Regions from separate parts of the Mus musculus genome. Here regions 1 and 2 are each linked to region 3. A link is a loop called in an ENCODE intact Hi-C map of the cell type or tissue named here. Cell type or tissue: left cerebral cortex. All regions are shown on one strand. Links, peaks and the distances in the headings refer to the core of each region. The heading gives the core; the rest is flanking DNA.

The links. Peaks named below come from ENCODE experiments on the same cell type or tissue, not always from the same donor. Only the 100,000 strongest peaks of a DNase experiment are listed, where the experiment ranks them.
Region 1: it touches region 3 in a loop (2.5-fold over the local background); 2 of 42 quality-filtered maps call a loop at or near these places.
Region 2: it touches region 3 in a loop (4-fold over the local background); 9 of 42 quality-filtered maps call a loop at or near these places.

Annotation. Positions count from the first base shown.
Region 1 is chr5:71,973,684-71,981,683 of GRCm38, forward strand. The region is part of intron 4 of Gabrb1 (gamma-aminobutyric acid (GABA) A receptor, subunit beta 1); the gene reads left to right. Among named protein-coding and RNA genes, the nearest start is that of Commd8, 190 kb to the right of the region's middle. In left cerebral cortex, for the core only: a CTCF peak has its summit at 3,355; a DNase peak (open chromatin) is centred at 3,101; H3K27ac peaks cover 2,105 bases.
Region 2 is chr5:71,501,418-71,512,736 of GRCm38, forward strand. Cox7b2 (cytochrome c oxidase subunit 7B2) reads right to left here. Exons shown (of 3, transcript NM_030052.3): 2 at 2,034-2,096. Among named protein-coding and RNA genes, the nearest start is that of Cox7b2, 41 kb to the right of the region's middle. In left cerebral cortex, for the core only: no CTCF peak of the experiment used is centred there; no DNase peak of the experiment used is centred there.
Region 3 is chr5:71,694,052-71,705,297 of GRCm38, forward strand. Gabrb1 (gamma-aminobutyric acid (GABA) A receptor, subunit beta 1) reads left to right here and starts at 5,881. Exons shown (of 9, transcript NM_008069.5): 1 at 5,881-6,044; 2 at 6,238-6,329; 3 at 6,754-6,821. The coding sequence starts at 5,965. Gm38562 (a long non-coding RNA gene) reads right to left here and starts at 7,657. Exons shown (of 4, transcript XR_868471.1): 1 at 7,620-7,657; 2 at 7,325-7,523; 3 at 5,141-5,234. In left cerebral cortex, for the core only: a CTCF peak has its summit at 7,152 (motif pointing left); DNase peaks (open chromatin) are centred at 5,871, 6,314, 6,707, 7,039 and 1 more place; H3K4me3 peaks cover 2,673 bases; H3K27ac peaks cover 2,261 bases.

The DNA.
Region 1 (8,000 bases), core at 1-8,000, 280 kb after region 3:
TGTATATATGGGTGATCATGCCAACAATATTCATGTGCAGGTTACTGGAAAACTTGTGGAAGTTGATTCTCTCTTTTATTCCATGGGTACTGAGATTCAGCTATGGTCATCAAACTTTGCAACAAATGCTTTAACTTGCTGTGCTGTTTCCCCAAACCCCATGAATATACTTTCCATCCACCTAACCTAGATGGAAAGTAGCCCATCTCTCCTTGCCTTTGAGTTCTCTTCTTCCCTGGGTTTTTATTTAAGAGCAAGAAATGTAAATTCTTGCCTCAGGTCTAAAATCTGCTTTTTGTCAGTTTTCTGGCCAATGAAATTTACTTAACAATACCAAGGAAGCCCCAGGTTTTATTTTTCAATCTGTGATGTAAAGATTAAGACTAATATGTAAGTATCAAATTAGTGTTCTTTGGCTTTGAATGTTCTATTTTAAATATTGGTGTTTGGGTTGCTGAAAATTAAGTGAGTTTTGGCTTGGAGATAGACAGAACTTCAATTTTTGAATGGCCCTGAACAAGCTTCAGCCGTTTTTGTGCTTATTTACATGATATCATATTCTCACCATTATATCACAGCTATAAAAAATACTGGTAAACGTTGAATGATATCAAAAGTGTTCTGTATCCTACAATATTCAATCTCCAGCCAAGATTTAATCCCTTCTGCAAAACAAAGCTAGCCCATCTCATTAATAAATAGTAAAAATTATATAAAAGGCAAAAAGAACAATACCATCTTAGAGGGATTTGCATATAGGTTGTTGTGTATATAAAAAATATTTAACAAAGTTGCTGGCATGTTGTTAAGAAATCAATTAATGTTAGAATCACAATTAGTAATTAAATTACCTTAGTAAAATGGCCATCTACAGACATTGAGCCCATTATCATCACCCTCCCTCTGGGATCATGTAATTATTAGAGACAATTTGCTGAGTTCTGTTAAGGAGTACAAAGTCATCTGTGTATAGATGGAGGTTATTTTCTGCAGCTGCCTATGCAGTATTAAATATGGCAGGTGCTCCATCCAACTGCCTCCTGCTGCCTAAGTGGTATTTCCTCTCCGTGTGCACTATCCTCACCACTGTAAATATCGCATCACCCCCAGTTCAACTTCAACATATGGAGAAGATTATTGCCTACACAACTGTTTTAAAATTGAGGACCAAGAGGGGCCTTAAGTGCACAGGCAGACACCAGCTCTGCAGAACACTTCAAGGGCAATAAATAGCTGTTTTGGACAACAGAATACTCTCACTTCTTGGAAAAATTAGAGAATTCGTGGACTCCATTCATCCATACTCACTTTCAAAGCTATGGTGTCTCAAGCACCATGTCACTGACAGCTATACCCATGGCAGGGAATTTGAGAACCCTTTTCTTTGGTCACAGCTGACATGCAAATGGCCATTTTTTTTCATCTAAAGGAAAATTCTATTAGCCATGGAAGAACGTTATTCCCCTAAATTGTTTGTTTTCAACTAGTTTCTGTCCAAATAAAGACAAGAGAGCCCTAGGCCTGCCAAGATGGACAGTACAAGATAAGAGAAATATCTCTATATATTTGAATCAACTATTATGAGACAGTCACCAAGAAGTAAATAGTTCAAAATGGTCTGTGTCTTTGTAACTTACCCCACCTCAGTTGACCTGCAAACGTGGGGCTTAAGTAGCCACTGCATTTCAGGGGCAGATAAAAGGTCAAAGGTTAAATTGAAATAGGTAATTTCTAGCAGTGTCTAAGACCATGAGTACTGGAATTTAAAAAAAAATCGTGCTTCCTATGTTGCCATCTCTAAATCACCATCACATATGCTTGAGACACTCAGCTTATACAGAGAAAAGGTTACAGACTGGGTAGGTGACTTTTTGGGACATAGCTCTTGCTCTGCCAACATGAGACCCTGAGTTCAAACCCAAAATACCCACATCAAAAGCCAGGCATAGGTGCTCATACCACTAATTCAAATTTTACATACATGAAGCAGCGTGGAGAAATGTGTATTCTAAGGGCATAATAATGAACTAACCTAGCTCAAAGAATGAGCTCAGCTCCCAATCTAGTCTAGTCTGCCTTGGGGGAAATAGAATGGAGAGTTATAGAAGATAACACCCAGGGTGTTACCTGGCTTACCCATGTTCCCGTTGTGCACACACTCATACACTTAGATACGAGTATCAGAGGGTTATAGGGAGGAAGAGGAGGAGAAGAAGAGGAAAAATGGTAGAAACAGGAAGAGAAGAAAAAAGAAGAGAGAAGGGGAAAGGAGAAGAGTGGAGAGGAAGGGAGAAAAAAGAGAGGAGAGGAGAGGAGAGGAGAGGAGAGGGGAGAGGAGGGGAGGGGAGGGGAGGGGAGAGGAGGGGAGGGGAGAGGAGAGGAAAAGAGAGAGATTTGTTTTCACTTACAGTATTAAGGGTTCCAGTACATGGCTGGATGACCCAGTACTTTGTACCTATAGCAATGTAGTCCATCACTAAAAGAACACATGAATGAGAACTGCTCATATCATGACCAGTGAGCAAAGGGAAATAAGCAAGTCCCCAGGTCCCACAATATCTTTCATATTCACATTTGTAATGACCCAAAGACATCCCACTAGACCCCACCTCTTAATGAGGCTATGCACCCCATCCCAACAACATTACCCTGATGACCAAGCCTTGAACACCTGGGCCTCTGGGGGAAGTTCAGAAGTCAAATCGTGGTCGTTCCTACTCTCGCTTGGATTACTTTAAAGCTAACTGGCCTAGGGAAAAGTTTCCCATTTATTTAAGGAAGAGCTTCCTAGATTAACAATGCAGATGATGATGACAGTTATAACTACGCATAAGTTCTTCTGGGAAGTAAATAATAATAAAGTCTTGGCATGTGAAAGCCAAGAGTAGATGTTAGCTTCTGCTACTCTTAAGGGAGAGGAGTGCCAGGAGATTTCCCTCAGGAAAACGCTGATGAACCTGTTCTGCCGTGCCAAGCCTGTGTTACTAGGTTACCAAGATGGGGAAGCAGCCAGAAGCTAGTCTGATGGCAGCTGCTCCTTTTTGTTGTACAAAATTCCCATTTGCAGGCCTCCCAGAAGCTGTTCTAGAATGAGGCTCATAAAAGATTCATGCATATTCGGCAGTTAGCTCCCTGATAACACTTCTCAGGGGATTGATTAAGGAATTTAATTTAAACCAACAGAACCAGTAGTATGTCTGCTGATCCCACGTGTAACCGTGCAAGGGAACATAAATATACATGCACAGGCTTTAGATAGGCTGTGATTCTTACAATTATCTAGTTCAAAGGAAAGCAACATGATTACCATATGCATGAAGCTGAGAAAGTGAGACTTCTGCTCTTTGTCAGCACTAGGAGGAGCAAAGGTGGTTTTGAAATATGAATGTCTCGGTATTTTCATTTGATGCACTCCAATGCTTGTGTTGAGAAGACAATCAGCAAAATATAAGAAATGTAACTAAATAGAGTATTTTTTTTTCTTCTCAAGTTGTTGTGCTCAGGCAAACCTTAACCAAAAGTAAATGCTAGCTAGCCTAGTCCCTGTGACAGCAGACACAAAGAAATGATTTAATCCCAATAAAGGCTTTCTTATTATAGACTGCCATTACACACTTGAAATAAGAATTATATGTTCTGCTAATTGAATGTCAAACAGCTTTTTCAATAATACCTATCATAGAAATTCAGTATACAAAACAAATAAAAGTAGAATTCTCTGGAAAAGTACAGGCTAGATGCCTATAATTCCAAATTTGTAGGTCCCCAGAAATAGCTTCTGAAATGACCCTCCATCATCCTAGGACCAAGAGGCTATTGATTGCAAACAATGTGTATGATGCATTCTTCTTGATTGTGTATTTTTGCATTATTTTATTTGACCCTTTAAAAATGATGCCAATCCTCCCTTCATCTTGTAGATCAAGAAACTAAGATTCAGAAGATAAATATTTTCCAAGATTACTCATATTATGATTAGTATTAAATCCAAAATTCAAACCCATAAATCAGGATTTTGAACTTTGGCATTATTGCTGTGTACAGCAGAATAATCTCTGCCATGTGAGGACATGCTTAACTGTTCCCTTGCAGCTAGACATCTACCTCATTCATGACTACCAACAGAGTCTCCAGATACAATCTTGTGTCCTGTAGTAGACAGGGAAAATAATATGGTCCTAGTCTGAAACCATCATTCTTTTTTTTATAATAGAAAATAAATTCTTCTGTCATACAATACATCCTGACCACGGTTTCCCTCCCTTGATGAGCTACTCTCCCTCAAAAACAAAAACAAAAACAGGCCTCCAAGAGACAACAGTCAAAAAAAAACAAAAAACAAAAACAAAAACAAAAAAAAACCCTCACATTGAAGCTGAACAAGGCAACCCAATGGTAGGAAAAGAATCCCAAGAGTGGGTAAGTGAGTCAAAGACACACCTGTTTCCACAGTTACAAAAACATCAAGCTAACAACCATAACATATATGCAGAGGACCTAATGTAGACCCCAGCAGGCACCATGATCGCTGCTTTACTCTCTGTGAGCCCATATGTACCCTGCTTAGCTGATTCAGTGGCCCATGTTCTCCTGGTGTCTGCCATCCCCTCTGACATATACAATCTTCCCTTTCCCTCTTCTCTAGAGTTCCTGCATCTCTGAGGGGAGGGGCCTAATGGAGACCTTCAATTTACACTGTCCATGTAAAGTCTCTGTATCTGCTCCCACCTGCTGCTGGGGAAAACCTCTCTGATGACTACTGGGCAAAGCACCTATGAGGATAGCAGAATATCATTGGGAATTATTTCATTGGTTTTTAATTTTTTTTAGACCATCTGTGTTGTTCCTACCCTAGGGCTATTAGCTGTCTAGTCTTTGGTTCCTGCTCATCCAAGCAGGGTTGAGCATGGGATCTCTCTCATGGAGTTGGCCTTTAGTTGAATTAGACATAGAATAGCCACTCCCACATCTTCTGGCCTACCATTGCCCAGAACACTTTGCAGGCAGGACAGAATGGTCAAAGGTTTCTGTGACTGCTTTGGTGTCAGACACTCCATTCTACCACAAGGTCACTTGCTCAACTATGTTCATTACAGCTTTATTTATAATGACCAGAAACTGGAAATCACCTAGATGTCCCCCTACTGAAGAATGAATTTTATGTTTTTTTTTTTTTCCATTTTTTATTAGGTATTTAGCTCATTTACATTTCCAATGCTATACCAAAAGTCCCCCTTACCCACCCACCCCCACTCCCCTACCCACCCACTCCCCCCCTTTGGCCCTGGCGTTCCCCTGTACCGGGGCACACAAAGTCTGCGTGTCCAATGGGCCTCTCTTTCCAGTGATGGCCGACTAGGCCATCTTTTGATACATATGCAGCTAGAGTCAAGAGCTCAGGGGTACTGGTTAGTTCATAATGTTGTTCCACCTATAGGGTTGAAGATCCCTTTAGCTCCTTGGGTACTTTCTCTAGCTCCTCCATTGGGAGCCCTGTGATCCATCCATTAGCTGACTGTGAGCATCCACTTCTGTGTTTGCTAGGCCCCGGCATAGTCTCACAAGAGACAGCTACATCTGGGTCCTTTCGATAAAATCTTGCTAGTATATGCAATGGTGTCAGCGTTTGGATGCTGATTATGGGGTGGATCCCTGGATATGGCAGTCTCTACATGGTCCATCCTTTCATCTCAGCTCCAAACTTTGTTTCTGTAACTCCTTCCATGGGTGTTTTGTTCCCACTTCTAAGGAGGGGCATAGTGTCCACACTTCAGTCTTCATTTTTCTTGAGTTTCATGTGTTTAGGAAATTGTATCTTATATCGTGGGTATCCTAGGTTTTGGGCTAGTATCCACTTATCAGTGAGTACATATTGTGTGAGTTCCTTTGTGATTGTGTTACCTCACTCAGGATGATGCTCTCCAGGTCCATCCATTTGGCTAGGAATTTCATAAATTCATTCTTTTTAATAGCTGAGTAGTACTCCATTGTGTAGATGTACCACATTTTCTGTATCCATTCCTCTGTTGAGGGGCATCTGGGTTCTTTCCAGTTTCTGGCTATTATAAATAAGGCTGCTATGAACATAGTGGAGCATGTGTCCTTCTTACCAGTTGGGGCTTCTTCTGGATATATGCCCAGGAGAGGTATTGCTGGATCTTCCGGTAGTACTATGTCCAATTTTCTGAGGAACCGCCAGACTGATTTCCAGAGTGGTTGTACAAGCCTGCAATCCCACCAACAATGGAGGAGTGTTCCTCTTTCTCCACATCCTCGCCAGCATCTGCTGTCCCCTGAATTTTTGATCTTAGCCATTCTCACTGGTGTGAGGTGGAATCTCAGGGTTGTTTTGATTTGCATTTCCCTGATGATTAAGGATGTTGAACATTTTTTCAGGTGCTTCTCTGCCATTCGGTATTCCTCAGGTGAGAATTCTTTGTTCAGTTCTGAGCCCCATTTTTTAAGGGGGTTATTTGATTTTCTGAGGTCCACCTTCTTGAGTTCTTTATATATGTTGGATATTAGTCCCCTATCTGATTTAGGATAGGTAAAGATCCTTTCCCAGTCTGTTGGTGGTCTTTTTGTCTTATAGACAGTGTCTTTTGCCTTGCAGAAACTTTGGAGTTTCATTAGGTCCCATTTGTCAATTCTCGATCTTACAGCACAAGCCATTGCTGTTCTGTTCAGGAATTTTTCCCCTGTGCCCATATCTTCAAGGCTTTTCCCCACTTTCTCCTCTATAAGTTTCAGTGTCTCTGGTTTTATGTGAAGTTCCTTGATCCACTTAGATTTGACCTTAGTACAAGGAGATAAGTATGGATCGATTCGCATTCTTCTACATGATAACAACCAGTTGTGCCAGCACCAATTGTTGAAAATGCTGTCTTTCTTCCACTGGATGGTTTTGGCTCCCTTGTCGAAGATCAAGTGACCATAGGTGTGTGGGTTCATTTCTGGGTCTTCAATTCTATTCCATTGGTCCACTTGTCTGTCTCTATACCAGTACCATGCAGTTTTTATCACAATTGCTCTGTAGTAAAGCTTTAGGTCAGGCATGGTGATTCCACCAGAGGTTCTTTTATCCTTGAGAAGAGTTTTTGCTATCCTCGGTTTTTTGTTATTCCAGATGAATTTGCAAATTGCTCCTTCTAATTCGTTGAAGAATTGAGTTGGAATTTTAATGGGGATTGCATTGAATCTGTAGATTGCTTTTGGCAAGATAGCCATTTTTACAATGTTGGTCCTGCCAAGCCATGAGCATGGGAGATCTTTCCATCTTCTGAGATCTTCTTTAATTTCTTTCTTCAGGGACTTGAAGTTTTTATCATACAGATCTTTCACTTCCTTCGTTAGAGTCACGCCGAGATATTTTATATTATTTGTGGCTATTGAGAAGGGTGTTGTTTCCCTAATTTCTTTCTCAGCCTGTTTATTCTTTGTGTAGAGAAAGGCCATTGACTTGTTTGAGTTAATTTTATATCCAGCTACTTCACCGAAGCTGTTTATCAGGTTTAGGAGTTCTCTGTTGGAATTTTTAGGGTCACTTATATATACTATCATATCATCTGCAAAAAGTGATATTTTGACTTCCTCTTTTCCAATTTGTATCCCCTTGATCTCCTTTTGTTGTCGAATTGCTCTGGCTAATACTTCAAGTACTATGTTGAAAAGGTAGGGAGAAAGTGGGCAGCCTTGTCTAGTCCCTGATTTTAGTGGGATTGCTTCCAGCTTCTCTCCATTTACTTTGATGTTGGCTACTGGTTTGCTGTAGATTGCTTTTATCATGTTTAGGTATTGGCCTTGAATTCCTGATCTTTCCAGAACTTTTATCATGAATGGGTGTTGGATCTTGTCAAATGCTTTTTCTGCATCTAACGAGATGATCATGTGGTTTTTGTCTTTGAGTTTGTTTATATAATGGATTACATTGATGGATTTTCGTATATTAAACCATCCCTGCATCCCTGGAATAAAACCTACTTGGTCAGGATGGATGATTG
Region 2 (11,319 bases), core at 2,048-10,047, 190 kb before region 3:
AAAAACAAAGATATCTTTATACGGTAGCCCTGCAATTATCACACTGAAGACACAAAGCCTATAAGAAATGATTTAAACTGTCAATAACTTCTAGCATAGAAGGAGAAAATAGGAGAAAGCAAATACCTCTGTAAAAATTTATACGTGTGTATTTTAGTATAATATATGCAATTTAACCTCACAAAGACAATGCAATTCCTTTTAAGAGTATGAAAACAAATACAAGGAAACTAGCAGTTAGAAGTAAGTAGTCTGCTGGTCTGGGCTGAGATATTTGCTATGACATTCTTAATGGGTAGCAGGGGATCCCTGGCTAAGATCCCTGGACATAGTACAGAATGGAGGGCATTTACACTTCACGTTCAGCAGCTGCAGAGAAACAGCAGGCTCCTAAGAAAGTCTCAGTATGTGTGTCTTTTTCACAAGGTAAATTTCTTAAAAGATAAACATAATTGAGTTCTCTTGTTTAACTAGTAAAATGCCCATCAATTTACCAAGACAGAATTGTTAACAGAAATTTCCCATAACAAGGTTTATTCCCCACCCAAAGTTGTGCCTTAATAATTAATATCAGTATGCATAATTGCACAATGGATGGCATGTTAACATGAGATAAAGAACTTTAGAAATCACATATTCTCATATTCTGCTTTCAAACTGATCCTATATCTGAGCAGGGATCGACACCAGAAAAATGTGTGACTGCACATCTGTGGAAAATTATACACCATATACCTGCTGGCCAAGCTAGCAGGAAAAGAAAGATCATCACTATCTTATAGCACAAGGAGATTCTAAAAGCCACGTAAATTCCACAGAACCATGATTATATGACCACACCAGGGGGCGCTCTTAACACTGAAATGATGGATGACATTTTATTCTACTTAGTGGTCTCGGCTGGCTGAAAAGAAAGGGTTTTTTTGTTTGTTTGTTTTTGTCATTTGGCTTTTTGGTTGTTATTTTTTAACCTTTGTATAACTATTTTTAAGTGCTCCTCTCTTGTACGTGCTCACTGACAGCACACAGATTTTCTTCTGCAGCCTACTGTTAGCACTAGGAAGCTAGTCTATCAAGGAAAGTTTTTTCTCCACTAGGAAATGTTTATTTTGGAAACATTGTGTCAACTTAACTCACATCAACCTCTTATTCTCCCTGTAGTTAGACTGATTACCATTAACATAAAGACATAACATGTTTTGATGAGCACAGACGTTTAAAATATATTACTAATGTAAATTAAAAAAAAAAAAAAACTCCCTATCAGAGGGACCTTTTAATTCCTTCCAGCCCCCCCCCTTAAAAAGGAAGTATGATTTGATGTGTGTGAGTGTGTGACAGAGACAGAGGGTGTGTGTGCATGTGTTTTGTGTGGGTTTGTGTTAATATGAAGAAAGCACTGTACAACTAACTGTGCTTCACCCTCAAAGGTTCTGTAAGCAATAACAGAAAGCTCTTGGATGAAAGTTGTGTGCTAGGACTGAGCCACACCAAAACAAGGTTTGTCCAGTACACATCTTGGGGTTCACAATGTGATCAAATATCCGAACAAATATCCGACAACACATTTGCGCTTAACACTTTCTGGTTTACTTGTATTCTTTGTAATAGTCTTACTTTTTGTTAGAGTGTTACAATTTTTTGGTTGTTGTTTTGGTTTGGTAGATACAGTCTCATAATGTAAAGGCTTGCCTCAATTTTGCTTTGTGGCCAACGATGGCATTGAAGTCCTGACCTTCCTAACTCTCAAGTACTGGAAGGAAACATGAGTACTAGAAATAAAATTTAAGAAACGTGTTAAAAAAAAAAAAGTTCTGTAAGCAGGTCTAGCAGACTTGAATTCACACCTGGAATTTACACAGTAGCCTAGACGGACCTTGAATTTATGATTGTCCTACCTCAGTCTTACCAAGTGGTAGCTACAACCACTGCCATGTGGCAGATACACTATTCTAAATGTTATTCAAAACAGGACATTGCAATGGAATCCTAATCTAGAGCGCTCTAACCCACTTCTCTAATGTTCTCATTACCTGCAAAGTCAGTCGAGAACAGACAAGAACAGACGCTCTCCTCAGAAGTTCTGACTCAGCTGCCTAAAAGCACAGAAGAAAAATCAATGTGAGTTTTCAGAGAAACAGAAAATGACAACAGGGAAATAGGCTATGCTACCCACAAAGGGTCACAATAGTACTCCATTAAAAGCAATGTTTGCACACAAAGGGCACCCAAGAAACATAAATTTTATGAAATGACTCAAACATGAAATGTAAGCAAAGTACGGGGCAAGACGTCATGTCATGCCTGTCTGCCTATGGTTCTAGGGACAGGGGCTTGTAAAGTGTTTCTCAGCCCCAGCTGAGATCACTGTTTTATCTGTAAGGAACCTCCTGAGTGATACCACCTGTAGTCAGGCAGGCATTAAACATTACTGCCACTGGGCGGTGGTGGCACATACCTTTAATCCCAGCACTTGGGCGGCAGAGGCAGAGAGGCAGAGGAGAGGCAGAGAGGCAGAGGAGAGGCAGAGAGGCAGAGGAGAGGCAGAGAGGCAGAGAGGCAGAGAGGCAGAGAGGCAGAGAGGCAGAGGGATTTCTGAGTTCAAGGCCAGCCTGGTCTACAGAGTGAGTTCCAGGACAGCCAGGGCTACACAGAGAAACCCTGTCTCGAAAACAAACAAACAAAAAGATTTACTGCCAAGATCCACCTCATATAGTGATGAAATTTAGGAAACTTGGAGGTGTCTCTTTTACATTTGTGCCCTAAAATCAATTTATGAGTAAACTAATACCTCTATGCTATGGAAATCAAATATTTTCATTTTATAGAAGTAGCAAAGATTTGAAGTGAAATAACATGAAGGAAATGCATACATCTACTTAATAGTTTCAACTGAAGTCCACCTGAGTGACAGCAAGCTCTCTTCCACAAAGCAGATGTTAACATGGTGTGGGGAAATGTGAACAGGCAAAAAAATAAGAGGACACGGAACAAACAGGAAAGGCACTGGCCTCAGAGTAGAAGACTCGATAGGAAAGATATGTTGAATGAGGAATCTGAAAACTGCCATTACCTACTTTATATCCTTCTTGGGGTTTGTCCTGAGACTTTCAGCAAAGTGCCATACAGCCAAAGCAACACAGAACAGAATATAATCTGACAGGAAAAGCTGTGAGTTCCTGCAAAAAGCTAAATCAAAGCAGTGGCACTAGTGTTCTCGGTGGTCCATCCTAGAAACACATCTGGAGATAGTTGATGTAAAGGAAGAGGTTAGTCCCCGTTAGGACTGGAATGGAGAGTAAAAGGCATACTAGCAACTGAAGGTCACATTTCAGTTGATGACAGAGACACAGCCAAGATATTAACAAAACTGAAAACTTGATGCCATTACACTTCCGCCAGCACTTAGGATTCTTGGATGAAAGCAAAGGGCTAAGGACTCAGAGATAGGAAAGAGCAACTGCATTTCCCTACTCACTCACCTGCTCAGATACCCAGTAGTTTTCAAGAAACGCCTGTGTTCCAGACACAGTTTGAGGACTAGGAAAAAAACAAAAGTGCTTGCATTCATGCAATCCACATTCTTGCAAGGAATGGGGATCCTAAACAAGAACTCATACGATACAGTGTTGTACTAAGACAGCTAAGCGTCATGATGATAAAGAGGTGAGCATTGTTAGGGCAATTGGGAACAAACAACAACAGCAAGAACAGGGCAGTAAGAACCCGTTTATATGTCCCTCCCCACAGAGAGAGAGTGGACTCGGGAACAGGCATATGAAGAAAAGAGGTCTCCAGTAGCAAGAAATGGCCAGTAGAAGGCCCTACACTTGGAAGGGTGCCTCCTCACTCACTCAAAGGACAACAATTGGAACTCAATAAAAAGAAATTAAGAAAAAAAAAGAACTAAGCACGTAATTTTTGCAGACAATAAAATAGGAAGAACTTTGATGAAGAGGAAATAGTTCAGAAAAATAAGGGACAAAATTTTCTCATTTGTAGATATGACTTGTAAAAGAACACAGAGTATGGGATGATACACATGTCTTTAATCTGAACAAGGGCAGCTGGAATTAGTGGTACAAAAAAAATCAGGTGATTAGAGAAACTGATTTGCTGCAGTGAGTTTGTGAAATATAAGTTGTTTAGCAGGCATAATTTTAAACACGTGAGATCCATGAGTGAGAGGCAAGAGAGAAGGATAAAGCAGAGACCTATCCACAGACTGTGTAGGCTTCAGAGTGGCCCACTCTCTTCAACCTCTGGTGTTCACACCCCACTATGACTCCCATCTCCTGGAGTGAAGGCAAACCTTCTAACTTGTTTATAACCCATAAAATGAGAGTAGTGACATAATTCACCAAATTACCATTATAATTACACTATTTCCTTATTACTATAGCCTTAAACAATTTCTCCAAAGTAAATACACATCAGGGAACCAGAATAAATAAGAACTAAGGACAGCTTCTAGCTGCCCATTTGCAAAGTCACCAGATTCCAAAGAACAAGCTCCTCCCATGGCCCTAAGGAAATAAATTCTTCCAACAATCCAAGCAAGTGTGGAAATAAATCTCAGCTCTCCAGGTAACATCCCAGTTGCAGATGACAGCCTGAGTGTGGTCATAAGCGAGGATTCAGCTGAGTTACGACTAGACTTCTGCTCCATAAAAACTGAGATTATAAAATGGGTGTTATTTTAAAATGCCAAGTTTATGGTAATTTGTTATGTACCAGTAGAAAGTAACATTAAACCCTAGGCGGCTGCAAAATTTAGAGGCCAGGGAGATATGTAAAGCAAAGAAAATGCGAAACAAGAAAAGGCAATGAAGTCAGAAAGAAATCAAGGGTTTTTATTTTTATTTATTTATTTTTTTCAAGAAAGAGATTGCTAGCTTTCTCCAAGAGGCAAAGGAAAATGGCAGGCTGGGACTGGAAGCTTCCAGGTACTGAGCAATCAGGGGTGCTGTAAGAAAGAAGGTCTGACCACGTCCTTCTGTCTTTAAGGTTCTTCTTCCCACTTCCTAAGACAAATGGTAAAAGGAGTTGATGTTCCACAGGGACTAGTACACGCCAGGAAGTATTTGCTTTCTTTCCGTTGTAGGTTCTCCCGCACTAATAATCCTAGTTCTTCAACTGAAAGCTTCTCGGCTGAATCTTACCAACGATGATGTATCTTGCCAAAGTTGTGGGAAGTAATGGGGCTTTGTAATCTAGTCAGTTGTTAACTGCTAAAGTAAATGACATTCAGTCTTACTCAAAGCCTTAGAAGACCCAATTAGTGCCAAAGTTGTGATACTTCATGTTTATAAGTCTTTGAAAGTTGGTATTTCAAAACTGGCTAAAAACACAGAATCACTGTTGGCTCATTTTAATTACTAAGTAGCTACCATAACCTATTTTTAAACTTTTTATTGTACAACATGCTTAGGTTGCCTTTTAATTTATTTTTTTCATAAAACAAAAAAAGAGATCAATACAAGTTCCTCTAATAAGGAAGTATTATATTCAAAGTCCTGAGCTGGCTAGGTCTTGTTCAGTGAAAGCAGCTCCCTGCTGCTTTTTGTAACATTGAAAATCTGTGTACAAACTTACACTATTTATAAAGTACCATGACACAAACAAAGACTGCTATGCCCTAAAGTGATTAGTATTCAGCCTTTATCTAGATTTATCTATGCTTGGATCCTATTTTCCTAGAGTGCTTTAAAAACAATTTTTTCTTCCACTCATTTAATGAAGATTTAGTGAGCAAGGCCTTCTCAGTTACATAAAGGCACAAGTTAGATAAAAAACAGAGAGGTATTTAAGTCACTGTTTTAAAAGTACATCTCAAGTATAAACCTTTCTCCTACTTCTTCATTATGTGTATAATTATGAGTATTCATATTTGATAAACATAATTTTAAAAAGCATTTTCATGTAGCAGTAATACAAATCTGTCCTTTGCAACAGGAGTTCTACCGTAGGTCTCTAGTGCTTGAGGCCTAAGGAGTCAATCAGTTCCTCCCGATTTGCTTTGTTGCCCGTTCATTACCTCAATTAATTTTAATGGCATTTTTAGCTCTTAAATTTGAAACACATCCTGACATGGGAGGAAAAGCTGCAAAGAATATTCATTCATTAATTTCTTCTAACATTAACATGTTATATAAAGTGCAAGATCTTAATAGTAATCTAATATTATTAAATGAAATAGTTTTGATTTGATATTTACCCATTTCTCTATAAATGGTCTCCCATCCTAAGATCCTTTCCAGGACCCATGTTTTATTTATCTGCTACTGAAAGACCCCCGAAGGGAGACCCTCAATCAAGTCTCAGGGATCGCGAGCCCAGAAAGCCACAACAGTCAAGCTTGCTGCAAACACACAAGGTTTTAATGGCACACAAACCAGCATGCTGAGGTCGAGACCCATACACCACGTAGGGGTAGAGGAGTCCGACTACTACCCTATTTTCCAGCAGGCTTATAAAGGCAAAAACCACAACCTAGGGGGAGGATTGGAGAGGAAATAGGGGAAGTCTAGGGGCGGATATTTACTTCAAGGCACCTGGGACATTGAAACATTTTGTGGTTGTTTTTCCCAAAAGTTCAGGGGAATTAGGCCATCTGGCCGGGGGCCGGGGCCCGGGGCCGGGGCCCATGTTCTCAGGGCAGTCAGTATTTTTTTTTTTTAATTTTTCACTACTTCTCCTTAGGATCCTCTGATCTCCAAGTCTCTGGGTCTTCACTTTGCTTTCATTTTTGGTTTGTTTCTTGAGACAGGGTCTCCTCATGCAGCCCAGGCTGGTCTCCAGTTCATCACCCTCCCTTCTTGGCTTCCTGAATTCTGGAGTTATAGGCATGTCTACCATGCCTTGCCAGAGGTCATATTTTGTACAAGTACTGACTAGTTATTCTGTAGAACATATGCAGTAATTTTAACTAGAGCTATTTTAAATTACAATAAAGTAATACCTTTTAGTGAGACTATCACAAAAGAAACTGTTGTAAACTTCTCAGAAAATTACACCAAGAGGTTAATGATATAGTAATATGCATGGCTTCCAATGATATATGTCTTTATTGTTTGAGTAAGCTGGTATCAGAATTTTCCAAAATTGATGTAATTAATAGGTATACTGCGAAGATGACTTAGTTCATCCATGTTCTGTTCTTATTGTTTCCCACTAGTCATAAAACACAGGGGAGATTGCCTGCCACATGTTAAAGTGGTATTATCACAATTCCCTATATTTTTCTAATTTATTAAATGAACTACCTTTTCTCTCTTTTTAAATAAATTATTAATAGCAGGGATGACTCACAGTTACTTTATTTTAATCTCTGTGCTAGCATCAAATTTATTGTTTGTTTTATTCCTGGATTAGTTCCAACTTTGGTCATTAAATGATTTTCCGGTTGTCTCCTATGCTATTATGACAATTGTCTTTTCAATCCTGTATTTTCTTACTTCTTACACTACAAGATACTGAAGAAAACATCCATACTTTTGTTATACTAACTTGGGAACTGGCCATTTGTCTGAAGATTATTTTTTATTCTGACTGATTAATAATCATTATCCCTGAGATAGTCAAGACCACAGCTACAATATACATGTACACATATGCACATACGCATATATACTTCATTTTCATAATTTGTTATTGAACTTATGAATTTACTCAGTAAAATTTATTTGTAACCCCTAAATCAATTCTTTAGGCATTTTTCAGTTATTCAATATACTGTAGAGCAATGCCATGATCCAAGAGCAGAGCATAGAGCAATGCCATGATCCAAGAGCAGAGCATAGAGCAATGCCATGATCCAAGACCAGAGCATAGAGCAATGCCATGATCCAAGACCAGAGCAGTGAAAACCCTCAGTCATCAAACCCAGTGCAAAGTAATCTCTCTGTCTTCCTTATGCATTCTCACACTTTGGGTGGTCTATACATTGGCGAACTTGTATGTATTTTTGTGCTTTTAGTTAATGATATTACGGTCTACATTGCCTTTAAATATTTATTGAAATTCATTTAATGTTCCTAAATACAGAGCGCTGATGATTGCTTCAAGGAAAAAAGCTGTAAGATGTATTCAGGAATGTTCCGTATTATTGTCTGTGACTTCGATGTTTTTTGTTGTTGTTGTTTTGTTTTGTTTAAAAAAAAAAAGCATGTGTTTGTGTGTATTTAAAAAGAAACACACACATAAAGCAAGGCTAGTGATAGTTGGCACAAACATTTTCCTGATGCCTCAAGATGATGAACACTGTTTATTAGTGATTGTTTCTTCCTTTGAAAAATCTATTTAGTTAATCTCCACAGACCATTCTTAATGATCTTTAATACATAGTTTGCTACAGGTAATATTTCTGTCAGAAAAATAGCTAGGAAAGCTGTTCTTCCATTTTGTTGTTACCTTTGAACTACAAAGCTTTTGAAGTTTGGTATAGTCCTGTAAATTGCAAGCCATATTTCCTGAGTACCTGGAATCGTCCTCATAAAGTCATTACTTATGCCCAGATCTCAAACTTATGCTTTACTGAGAGAAGCCAGATACAGAATCCATGTCAACTGAAGGATGGGGATGCTGAAGGCAGAGTGGGTCTGTATTCATACCAATAGCATGATGTCTTTATAAACATGGCACTGTAGTATACCTGAAAATCGGGAATGCAGACACCTCCATTAATTTTTATTTATTATTACTGTTTTGCCTATCGTTTGTGAGTGTGTGTGTTAAGTAAAATACAAGATATTTTTCAATATCTTTGAGGAAATGAGTATAACTAGGATAGGAATCCTACTGAGTATGCAGATCGTATTTGGTAAAATGGCTATTTTTCACAGTAGCTATTTTTATCATTTGTTGAGCATGGAAGATCTTCCATATTCTGTTACCTTCAATTCTTTTAATATGTTTATTATTTCTTTATGTCAAGACTACTGATTTTTGGTTTGGTGGCAGGGTGGGGGGTTTCATTGTAGCCTCCCCCAGCCTTGAGCAGGCTCACACAGACCTATTCTGCCACTGTGAATGAGACCACCTAGGGTGGAGTCTTCTGTCTATTGTTCTGTCACCTGCTCTGCTCTTCTCCAAGATGCTACCCACTGAGAGGCAGAACTTGTCTTCCTGAGATATTCCTGAGATGCTAACAGCTCTAGCAGACTAAGTGCTAACAACTTGGCAGCAAAGCATCAAGAAGCCTGGCATTCCCACTTTATAAGTACAGACTCTTAGTAAACATTGGGCCTTGATCAGAAATCTGTCTTAGTCTCCTTTCTTCTCTTGCCATTTCCTCCCTTACTGTTCCTGCCTTCACCTCAGGAACCCAATACGTGTGGCCACAGGTGGCTACAGTTCATTACTATTCACTAGAACACACGGTGCTGCAAGGTACTATACACACTTCTAGAGGAGCAAAACAAGCCTCAATATCACTCAGCTCTGGAACCTGCAAGTTCCACCACCAAGTGGCCTCGGGAGATAGTCCCACTGGTACAGTTTTATGGATGTCACGGGAGTAACAAACCATTTTCTGATTAGATCTAAGCTGCATCGCATAAGATGGGTCAGACACAAAGGAACCAAAATCTATGACGAGATGGGTCATAGGCCCTAGAGTGCATGGCAGGGGGCATCTCTGCAACAACCTCAGCCAGCATAGTAATGATCCACAGAAGATAAAAAGGAAGTTAGTTCAAAACAGCTAAGTAGCCAATGTTGGTTCAAACTTAGGAAATCTTACTGAGTTACTTATTTTAGGTACATTTAAGAACAGCACAATTGTGTCCAATTTTCTGAGGAACCTCCAGACTGACTTCCAGAGTAGCTGTACAAGCTTGTAATCCCACCAGCAATGGAGGAGTGTTCCTCTTTCTCAACATCCTTGCCAGCATCTGCTGTCACCTGAATTTTTGATCTTAGCCATCCTGACTGGTGTGGCTGTCACCTGAATTTTTGATCTTAGCCATCCTGACTGGTGTGAGGTGGAATCTCAAGGTTGTTTTGATATGCATTTCCCTGATGATTAAGGATGTTGAACACTTTTTTTTTTCAGGTGCTTCTCAGCCATTCGGTATTCCTCTGTTGAGAATTCTTTGTTTAGCTCTGAACCCCATTTTTAATGGGATTATTTGAATTTCTGGAGTCCAGCTTCTTGAGCTCTTTGTATATATTGGATATTAGTTCCCTATCAGATTTAGGACTGGTAAAAATCCTTTCCCAATCTGTTGGTTGCCTTTTAGTCTTATTGACGATGTCTTTTGCCTTACAGAAGCTTTGAATATCTAATGACTTCTTTTGTGATTGGGTTACCGCACTAAGGATGATATCCTTCAGATATACCCATTTGTCCAAGAATTTCATAAATCCATTGTTTTTAATAGCTGAGTAGTACTCCACTGTGTAATGTACCACATTTTCTGTATCCATTCTTCTGTTGAGGGACATCTGGGTTCTTTCCAGCTTCTGGCTATTATAAATAAGGCTGCTATGAACATAGTGGAGCATGTGTTCTTATTACCAGTTGGAACTTCTTCTGGGTATATGCCCAGGAGAGATATTGCTGCATCTTCACCGATAAGTGGATATTAGCCCAGAAACATAGAACACCCAAGATACAATTTGCAAAACAAAAGAAAATCAAGAAGAGGGAAGACCAATGGGTGTATACTTCATTCCTCCATAGAATAGGGAACAAAATACCCAGAAAGGAGTTACAGAAACAAAGTTTGGAGCTAAGACGAAAGGATGGATGATCCAGAGACTACACCACCCGGGGATCCATCCCAAAATCAACCACCAAACCCAGATACTATTGCATATGCCAGAAAGATTTTGCTGAAGGGACCCTGTTATAGCTGTCTCATATGAGGCTATGCCAGTGCCTGGCAAATATAGAAGTGGATGCTCAGTTATCTATAAGAAGGAACACAGGGTCACCAATGGAGAAGCTAGAGAAAGCACCCAAGGAGCTGAAGGGGTCTGCAACCCTATAGGTGGAACAACAATATAAACTAACCAGTACCCCCAGAGCTCGTATCTCTAGCTGCATATGTAGCAGAAGATGGCCTAGTTGGCCATCACTGGGAAGAGAGGCCCCTTGGTATTGCAAACTTTATATGCTCCAGTACAAGGGAATGCCAGGGCCAAGAAGCGGGAGTGGGTTTGTAGGGGAGCAAGGTGGGGGTAGGGTATAGGGAATTTTCGGGATAGCATTTGAAATGTATATAAAAAATATCTAATAAAATTTTTTTAAAAAACAGCCAGAAAAAAAACAACAAAACAAACAAACAAACAACAGCACAATTTGGTGAAAACCTT
Region 3 (11,246 bases), core at 3,247-11,246:
AAAACCTTTATCCAATGTGTATTCAGCATCAGTATGTTATTAAAAAAAACAAAAACAAATGACTGAAGAAAATGCAGTGTTTTTTTTAAATGTTTGCTCATTTTTCCAAAGAAAGAATGGATTCTCCGTTTTGATTTTATCCCATAAAAATAACTAGGTAAATCTTCAAGTAGCAACTCTTTGGCTGTATCGTTTCAGGGACCAGTACAAATGGGGAGATTGTTAGTTCTTATTTAAAGAAAATGAGAGAATTTCATCGGCAGCCAGATAGAAATGGCAAGAAATTGGAAATGTGCATTTGAGATGCACACTGAGGGAGAAGGAGGAAAATCCAAGAGGCTTAGTTGGCACGGGGCATTCAGCAGTCTGTATTACACTAGCTCAGGGGTCAGGGTCAATCAACCACACATGGATAAGTGGGTTATTCGTCATCACCAAACTCTCTCCCAGTTCTTCTCTACTGCACATTCCTGCCTCTACTGAAAATACAACTTCTCTTCAAAGCTCCATCAATTACCTCCACTTACTGTATCACCCTCAACTTTAAAACCTTTAGTGATGCTTCTCCCCTGGCTTAGCCCCTCCCCGCATCACATTTCAGTGTGTTATAATGTCTAAAGGAAGAATTTAGCTCTATTAAGGCATCTTCTTTAGACTTTAGGGCCACATGAAAAATAATAAATGTTCTTCCCCAGTATTTCTTTTGTATTATATACTGGTTACTTGGGATGTTTTTACACATTTATTGCTTATTTTTGTATAATTTCAAACCACATCCTCCTTACAGACATTCCATAAGTGAATGGGGAAATGAGTAACCTTGAAACCTGTATGTGAAACACAATAAATATCCACCAGATACCAAAAAATCCTGATTGTAATATTTTGTTTTTCAGATGATCCTACACACTAAACATTTTCTTAATTTTATTTGTATAAGAATGCATATAGCTATCTTCAGACACACAAGAAGAGGGCAATGGATCCCATAAAGAAGGTTTTAAGCTAGCGGAGCATGGTGGTGCACGCCTTTAACCCAGCACTCAGGAGGCATATGCAGGCGATTTTCTGAGTTCAAAGCCAGCCTGATATACAAAGTGAGTTCCAGGACAGCCAGGGCTATACAGAGAAACCCTATCTCAAAAAAAACCCAAACAAACAAACAAAAAACAAAAAATAAAAAGAAGAAGAAGAGGAGGAAGAAGAAGGAGGAGGAGGAGGAAGAGGAGAAGAAGAAGAGGAAGAAGAAGGAGAAGGAGAAGGAGAAGGAGAAGGAGAAGGAGAAGGAGAAGGAGAAGGAGAAGGAGAAGGAGAGGAGGAGGAGGAGGAGGAGGAGGAGGAGGAGGAGGAGGAGGAGGCGGAGGAGTTGTTGTTTGTGAGCTACCATGTCATTGCAGGGAACCAAACTCAGGTTCTCTGGAAGAGCAATCAATGAAGAGCCATCTTTCCAGCCCCTGCACACTAAACTTTATTCTATGAAACAAGATCAAAAGTAGATTCTGCTCGGCTTTTATAACGTTCTGAAGTTTTGCATTTCATCTTTTATTTTTATCTCTACCAGTCTTAAAATTTTGTACATATAACAAATTATTGTTTTATGAATAACAAATTACCTTATAGACTTTTATTGTATTTAACTTTTCCTCTGGCCTTATATGTGCTTCTACTACTATCTTTACAGAAGACCCAAGCAACAGGATATTACCATTTGTATAGGTTAAATATGTCTTGACATCCTAAAAACAGATGTTCCCAAATCTATCTATATTTCTTTCTTTCTTCCTTCCTTCCTTCCTTCCTTCCTTCCTTCCTTCCTTCCTTCCTTCCTTCCTTTCTTTCTCTCTTTCTTTCTTTCTTTCTTTCTTTTTGTTTTTGTTTTTTTTTTTTTTTGTTCCCTATTCTAAGGAGGAATGAAGTATCCACGCGTTGGTCTTCCTTCTTGATTTTCTTGTGTTTTGCAAATTGTATCTTGGGTATTCTAAGTTTTTGGGCTAATATGCACGTATCAGTGCAGGCATATCAAGTGAGTTCTTTTGTGATTGGCTTACCTCACTCAGAATGATATCCTCCACATATATCCATTTGCCTAAGAATTTCATAAATTCATTGTTTTTAATAGCTGAGTAGTACTCCATTGTGTAAATGTACCACATTTTCTGTATCCATTCCTCTGCTGAGGGGCATCTTGGTTCTTTCCAGCTTCTGGCTATTATAAATAAGCCTGCTATGAACATAGTGGAGCGTGTGTCCTGGCTTATTCTTACCTCCCACTATTGCATTTAAACTTTAGAACTAGATTCTGAATTTGTATTTAACTTCTCCTTAAGTCTAGATAAGATGTTACAATTTTCAATTCTTACATTCTCCTCTTTCTCTATTTTCTTTTTTTTATTCTTTTTTCTATTTCTTTTTTTCTTTCTTTCTTTTCCCCAGCTTTTAGGATTCATTTAGAACTTTTAAAGTTACTATAATAGAATAGCTTTTTTTTTAATTTTTCCTTGTTTTTGTCTGTCTAAAGAAATATTAAGAATATGTGTTAGAGGTGTTAGTGTTTTGTGAATATGTTTTTAATTACTTTTATTTCTACCTAGATGCTAATTTCTAAGGTTCTTCCATTTTCTTCTAAGAGTTTGGACAGAAGGAAATAGAATTGTGCTTGTCATTGGCCTTCAGGGTTTCAGAGACATATTTTTTTTAATTGGGTTGAGCTCTGAAGGGAGAAAAAGGTGTTGGGAAGAAACAAGCAACTTCACAAGACAAGGAAGTGTTGCCTTTTTCAGGCTGTGAGGGGAAAAAAAAACCTCCCCAAAGCATCTGGATCAATTATTAACTTATTTCTTTTTAGTTTTTAAGGTTTATTTATTTCGCAGTTCCAAGACAACTTACAAACTCTATATATTCAGTGCAACATATCTGTTTTTAAATTAGTAAAGTGTGAAGAGGGAAGATTAAATTTAGACTCCTAAAACATCAAGGAGAAATTCAATGTATCAAAATGCAGGTCATTAACATCTTGCATAATGATTAAAGCTAAGCTGTATATATGATTCTAACATGCCCAGTGATCAAAACAATGGGTTTTAAGATACTTATTGTTATTAAGATGCAAACTACTCAGGAAACCAGACAATTTCCAGAGTATGAAGGCCTGAGAAACTATCTTCTGAGAGACCCTCCTCATACATAGCTAAGACAAACTTGGTTGCATTTTCAGCAGTATTCCAATGATAAGTGGTGGCTATCATATGAAATGTTATAATAAACCATATTTTATACTATTGACACTAATAAAAATGAAAAAACCACTATCACATGATTTCTTAGATTGTCCTTTTGTCTAATCAGAAAGTATAATTTCAAAGCAAAACCCAGTAGGATTGATCTGGCAGAAGCATGCATAACACTAGGGTTAAAATATCCAAACTCACACCTTGACTCAATAGTGAAGTCAAGGCTCTTAAGCAGACCTTGCTAAAGTGGAGATGCTTTCTACCCACAAAGGATTTTAGGAATTTATAATCAACTAGAAAGTGCACATTCTAATGAATTGTGTACAAGTTAAATGAGCAGCCTCAGTGAGCACCCAACCAAATATCTCTTTTCTGCCTTGTGTGTGTTTATACCCTCCACAGGTGAGAAAAGAAACTGAACACTATTTTGTTTACTGCTACACCATCAGCATGAAGGCTGGCACCTCCTAAATGTTCAGTAAACATCTAAAAAAAATAAATGCACAGCTACGGATGTGGTAATCCTGTAAGTGGCTTGTGTGTGGCCGTGTGGCTTTTGCAGAGTTGTACAGAGCAGATTCCATGTTTCAGCAGGACCTTGAGATGTAAATGAATCTTTTCTTATACCCTCTAAAAGAAGATTCATATGTGTTTTAAGAACAAGTCGACATCGTCTCAAGCAAACTTAAGGAATCTGAGACTTAGCATTGAGGGTTAAGGGTTTTATGGTGCTCAAATATAATATAAAATTAATGTTACTATCTTTTTGAGAATGTTAAGTTCAGTACATGTTGAAATGACTGTACTTTTTTTAAGGAGGATTCATTCATATGTGCCTAGTTCGTGACTCCTGTAACCTCTGGTTGTCTCTGTTATACTTTAGGAAGGCTGTACCTGTTACTTCTCTCCAAACTAAACAGTATCTTCTTTTCTTTCCTTCTGCAATAACCTCCTTGTCTTCTTGTTTCTCCTATCTAATTCTTGCCTTTATGGTCTGTGCTATATAATGCAGAGAATAGCAGTATCCAAGGATTCTAGGTTGAAATGTACATGTCACTACTTATTAGCAGTGTGACATTAACTACTGAATTCAGTAGTCTAAAGCCCTCTCTTCATTATCTCTATTGTTGTGTTGTTGCAAGGTTTGAATGAGATGACCCGTGTTGTATGCACAAGAACAATGACATAGCAAGTGGGAAATGTCAATGATCCTTATAACTGTTCTACCAGATTTTTTTTCTCTAAAATTAACTCTTACTTAAATGTTCAGTGTCTCCTGAATCTAAATGATCTCCTCGACTTTCCTCCACATCCCATCATCCACCATCACTTTCTCCGCCCCCCCCCACAATGGATCTCTTTTGCATACAGTTATAGAAGTACTTTTTCCAGTCTGTAAGATTTAGTACATACTGTTCTCCCTCAAGAAGAATTCCCCTTCCTTGCCAGACAAAAGCTTTGTCTTCTGTTCTTTGTTTGCTTGTTTGTTTGTTTTTTCTTCTCCTCTAAGGTAATTTTTAGTGCTTCTTGGTTTGGTAATAATTCTTCAGTTTACACAGACAATATCAGGAAGAAGTGATTTCTTTTTGCTTATCTTTGTAAGGGGTTTGTGAAAAGTTTACTCTAAGTTTCAGAATACCTAGTATCAAATGAAGACTTGATATATGCTATTTAACAAAGGGCATGAATCCATCCCAGAATCTCCAACCACCTAACATGTTTTTTAGTGATATGTACTGAATTGCATTTCCTAACTTCCCTTTATTTGAAAGAAGATTGGCTTTTCCCGGGCTGCATAAGGCATATTAGACTGAGGATGTTCAGTGTTCAATTTAGGGATTAAGAACAGGAGCTAGCACACTGACAGTTATAAGCAAAAAGCTTGGGCGACTAAAACCTACAAGATTTACCAGCAAAGGTCCTGGAAAAAAAGATTGATTGCCAGGGTTGCTTCATTCTTCTTCTCTTCACTTCCCATTCCAAGTGGACTGATGGAGATGGGAGCTAAAGGAAAAGCATACATTTAAAAGTTAGTCAGTTCTCTCCTCCCCCCCCCCCCCCTCCAATTCCACAAGCAAGCAGCTGTCTTCATAACCTCCGAAGAGAGGACAAGACTCCCAAACCCTCCCTGTGTTTCCTCCTCCCCACCCCCAAACTCCTTTTCCGGGCCGGCCGGCCGGGCAGTCTCTGCCCACTCCCCTCCCCAGCACCCTCCCCATCTTTTCTACAGACAACCAGAGAACCATCTCCAGACTTCTTGTTCTAGGACCTCTATAACTGTCAACAAAAGATGCCAGACAGCCTTAGCCAGATCATTGAAAGCCCTGTTTTAAAAAAGAAAAAAAAAAGAAGGAAAAGAAAAGAAAGAAGGAAAAGAAAAGGAAAAAGAAAAAAATTCAAGCTTAGGACAGGAGGGAAAGGAACACAGCAAACCACAGCTCAGGAAAACTGGGCACACACACACACACACAGGCACGTTGGCTCCTTTGCATAGAGACAGCAGGTTGTATTCGACTACCCAGAGAACGCGGAGCACCTCAGACAGGAACTTTAAAGGGATTGAAATCTGTTGCCTGTTCCACTAGGAATATTGTTTGCAAGGCACAAGGTGTCTTTTGGTAGTGAGTACCCTCTGCGCATGCGCAGGTCCATTCGGGAATTACTGCCCAGCCGCCGACTAAGTTGCATTCCTTGAATCTTCGCAGAAAAGACAATTCTTTCATCAGAGTTAGGAATGTGGACAGTACAAAATCGAGAGAGTTTGGGGCTTCTCTCTTTTCCCGTGATGGTTGCTATGGTTTGTTGTGCACACAGGTGAGCTGCCTGCTTCAATCTCTCTCTCTTTTTTTTTCCTTGGTGATTTTCTTCTTCTTCTTTTATTTTTTATTTTCCCGTGCCTGCTGGATCATGTATCTTGTTATTTGGGGGTAGGTGTGCCTGGATCTTTTTTTATGTCTGTTTTCAGTTTGTGATCTTTCTGAATACGGTCCCTACTTCTTCCCTTCAGCTCCAATGAACCCAGCAACATGTCATACGTGAAAGAGACAGTGGACCGACTGCTCAAAGGATATGACATTCGCTTGCGGCCGGACTTTGGAGGTAATGCTTCTTCATTTTTTTTTTCAACCTGTTACCCATCCCTAGTTCACCTTTTCTGTCAGATATAATGCCTCCTTCCCCATTTTACCGTTCCTGTAAACGTGCAATACTACGCCCTGCGCGCACACACACACACACACACACACACACACACACACACACACACACACACCACGCACTATCCCCAATCTCAGGTGGACGTATCCTCAGGCTGAGCTGTCCCTCTCTTCAAGCCGACACACCCTCTGCACTGTCACTGCATCACGCGTGTGCCCACACCTGTTTTCTCCCGCTGTCCCCTACAACAGGAAAGGGGTAGGGAGGGAGCCTGCTTAGTCTGTAATAAGATCTGGGAAGCCCCCAATGTCCCCTCAGCTCCCTGCCACTCAAAGACTGTCTTTGCTGTGGTCCACCTCCCTGGCAGGGCCCCCGGTGGACGTCGGGATGCGGATCGATGTCGCCAGCATAGACATGGTCTCGGAAGTGAATATGGTGAGTGGCCTCCCCAAGGGCTCGGCGGCCGGCCGAGCTTACGCAGATGAGAAATGAACCAGTTCCCCGTCCTCTGCTTTTCATTGGTGGTCACCTCGGCCCTGGTCCCCAGGGTCCCCACTCCGCGCGTACGCCCCACTCCAGTACACACACTGTCGGTCGCCCCACAGTTTGTATTTTCGACACACACACAGGCTACCGCAGTGCTCCGAAGGAGACGTACTCCGCACTATTTTGGGAAGGAAGGGGGACTGTTGCGCCGGTGGATTGGCTGGGGCGGAGTCTGAGCCTTACTTTAGCCGGGTCTCCCCGACTGTCGGGCTGTGCAGGGCACCATCTGCCGGCGGCCAAGTGGTGTACAGTGGGTTCCCCCGGACCAGGGGTTCGCAGCCAGCTGTGGCCAGACAAGAGCCCCAAAATCTCCACAGCTGAGCAGCCTGAAAGCCCCAACCCACCCATCTCAGCCACCAGGCTGGCTGGGCTCGCGAGTGTCCCCTCCCTACCACAGAATCCAGCGCAGTGTGTGGCAAGAGCAACAGGCTGAGATGAACAGTTCAGGATTGCTAACAGCAGAAGTGCCCAAGCTTGCTTCTAGGCATTCTGGACCCATGCAAGGGTTCATGTGTTTGTCTTCCTGCAGCTTGAAAGTTTTAAGTTGGAGGAGAATCGGCGAGTCATATGACTTGGCTTTCGTCTAGAAATCTGGGCAGAAAAAATAGAGATCTGATGATTAATAGGACTGAGGTGGGGGAGGGCTGGTTTATTTTAGTCATTAATTTTAAGGGATCTACACTTTACCATCCTTCTCTCCCTTCTTCCCTTCCTCCTTCCCTCCCTTCCTCCCTCCCTCCCTCTTTTCCTCCCCCCCCCCCCCCCCCCCCCGTCTTCATAGCACTTCTTTTCTCTGGGGCTGTGGTAAAAGGGATTCAAGTCAGAGCAGCCTCTTGTGTTGTTGGTTGTTTCCATTCACCCTGAGAAGCCCTTTTCTAATTGTGAGAGTTCCCAGGGAAGGAATTGCCTGTTGCTTTTCTAGAACCCACCACCCAGGGAACAGCAAGATCAACAGGAACAAAAGGTCATTTTTATCCACTCCCAAAAGGGAACTAATTCCAGCACCAGAGATTTAGATACGCTGAGTAACTTAGACTGGGATCCTTTCGGATATTCTCTCTGTAACACTTATTGTTCTTCCTCCCATTCCTAGTGGGGCATTTTTATTGTAATATGCTAAGGTTTAAGAATTTTCCTTTTTCATCTTTTAGATTAGGCCAGGAAGCAATACATACATTTATAGATCATTCAACGGGTGGTATATGGATAAAATGTGTGGTTGGGGTTGGCAGAGTTGAAACTCGCTGTCTTAAATGGTTTGGCTAAAATGCTATTTTATAATGTCTTGGATTGTTTCAGATAATATTTTCAAGTGTTTTTCTACTACTACACTGAAAAAGAAATCCATTTTTAAAATTTGATTTAGAAAGTAGATTTTTTTTTTAATAAACAAAGACGTTTAAGAGACTGATACTGTTTACATGCATGCTATTACCACAAAGCAACTATTCACAAACATTCAGAAGAGCACGGTTAGATCCACATACAGAACAACTGTGGCCCATGACTGCAAATGCAACCAGATACATTGCACAATGTACTCGCTTAACAATCAGTGCCAGTGCAGATACATAATGATAACATTTCCCTGTTCAGTCATTTATAGGGCATTGTGTAAATATCTCCATAGATCATTTATAATATAGAAGATTCAGAGATCCCAGAAGGTAAATTGTGCCTCTGTACATGGTCTATGTCACTGTGTTAGGGTAAATTAGATTTCCAGAACTGAAAGGCCCTGAGGTAGACTCCCAACTCCAAATTCAGACATGCATGCATGCACATGTGTGTGTGCAGCACACACAGAGACCTTTACACACAATCTATATACATACTTTTAGCATTCTTTTAACTATATTATAAAGTACATTGTGTTATATACTGATTATATAAACTACACAACAAGAAGCTCTGCCTTGTCACTGAAGTGGATTCATAGACAAGCTGAGAAAGGATGCATGTAAATGTGGTGGCATAGAACAACTTCTCCTAATGACTGAGCAATAGTCTGTTTGCTCACTACTCCATGACAGGTGTGCTTGTTTTTCAATAGTCACTCATAAATGAGCCTTTGATAATGCCCTTTACCTAAATACTCATTGTGTTTCACTGTGACATCAGCAACAGAGGCAGATAGTGACAACTGAAAGCTGGAAAGTTAGAACCCTTGCTCTGGGTATTCTTTTCCTTTTAATGACAGCTACTGACAAGACTCGGGCTTAACTTAGTGGCTCATCTATGACAAAGTGTGGAAATAAATACACCGGAAATAACCCAGGAAAATGAAAGTTCCGAAAGTATTTGTTTTAAGAGTTGAGAGAATGTATGCACACAGCGGGGATAGTTAGTGCTGCCCTAACCACTTACTAAGAAGAGAATTAGCTGCAACATGCTTGGGGCACTATAAGTAGAACTGAAGGTCTGTGGGAAATAGGATGTTTAGCTTGTTATTAAGCATGCTTCTGTACCTTGATGGACACTAATTTGCATGATATTATATGACAGAAAATTTTCTACAGATTGAAAACAAAATAAGAATTAACAATAAAATAACACAACTAGTAGTCAATGAAATGTAAGTTAAATCCATTACTACAACATTGCTAATTAATGTTCACATTTTTGGTCATTATTGTTATAACCCATTCTATGGCTGAGAACATGGCATATAATTATGCATTAAAGGGTTAGAGAACTAGGGCTCTGTTAATTTTGGTCCTATTTGCACTAGTCTAAGTAAGATATGTTTCAAAATCTGTTTATTGCCCATTTGAAGGCTAATATCATACCAGGACTACTTTTAAACAAACATTAGATTTAAGGATATAAAGTGTACCAAAATTAAGGGAAGAAAAAGAAACTATTCTGGCAAAGACTATCTGCCAGAAATCCTAAGATGTGTTACTGTGATTACATTATAGTGCACCATTGATATGTTTTTATGCATAAGTTACCAATTAATTTAAGTTAAATATGAGAAAAATATGTCATTTGTCCTGAGCAGTGAATTAAAACCTTTAGAGAATAATTCTAATGTAGGAAGATATATATATATATATATATATATATATATATATATATATATATATATATGCATTATATATAATTGAAAGCAAGATTTCTTTTAAGGTTTTAATTAACATTTCAAAAAGAAAAGTCTTTTTTCTCACTATAGACTTTGTGGTGATATAAAGTAACCATATAGTGCTACTGTTTTCTTAACTTTTATATACAAAAAATGCCAGTTTTCTATTTATTTGTACATTAAACCCTTCACATCTTTTTAGTTTTAGAATTTTTATGAAGTGCTACACACACACACACACACACACACACACGTACAAACATATCTGAGGCAGGTAGAATGAAAGGAGGGAAGGGTTCCTAGCAATTACTCATAAAATAACTACCCTGTGCTCAGTAGAAGAGCCAGTACTGGACAAAAATTTTCTCCTTTGAGTAGTATCTTGGTTAGCTGTGACACTGAATGCAAACAACCAAAGAGCTAAGCTTTCCCATTCTGATTTCTACAACAGACTGTCCCTTCTCATGCAAAAACCAGGTGCTATCATCAAGAAGCAATTCCAAATACAATTTCTTCCTTTGAGCTAAAGACAGGATGGCCTAAGTGTACACATGTGGAAGGCTATAGTGAAGATCTCTGACTCAGGCTCAGGCACAGAACAAGCCATGCTTGCAGGAGGTGGCCTCATCCCTGTGTTCACATTTCTGAAGGTGCATAGGTGAATGATCTTGCACGAATCACAAACAGCATCCACAATGATGGGGACGAAAGAGACAGGATTTTATAAATGATGCATAAAACAAATTAAACTGAACAGATATCCATTTATATTCCATGGTGTTGCTACTTTAATATTAGAATCCATAGGTGCTTGGTACATTCTCCCGTTGGCTCAAGAAAAGAACCACCTATCAGAATTTCTCCCTGCAGGAATCCTTCTTCCTCTGTGCCTTAGCTTCTTAATCTTAAAGGCACACCTCGATCACCCTGAGGCTCGCCAAATGCAAATTCTGAATCTGAGGTTCGGGATTGGAACCAGAGTGTTGATATTTCCTAGTTCTCCATCAAGGTGCCAACTGCTGCTGTTCAGGTAGCACTTTGAATATCGAAGTTAAAGAATATTATTCTATTGTCTGTAAAAGTGAACTCCCCCCCTTTTTCCCCTCTTAATTTTCTCTAAGAAGTTACTTTCTAATTAGTCTAATAGGTGGCTGTGCTCAAAGGGAAGATTAGTTCGTAATTAAAGATAAACAAGAGGATGTGGTTCAGTGGAACCTGATGTCTTCCTG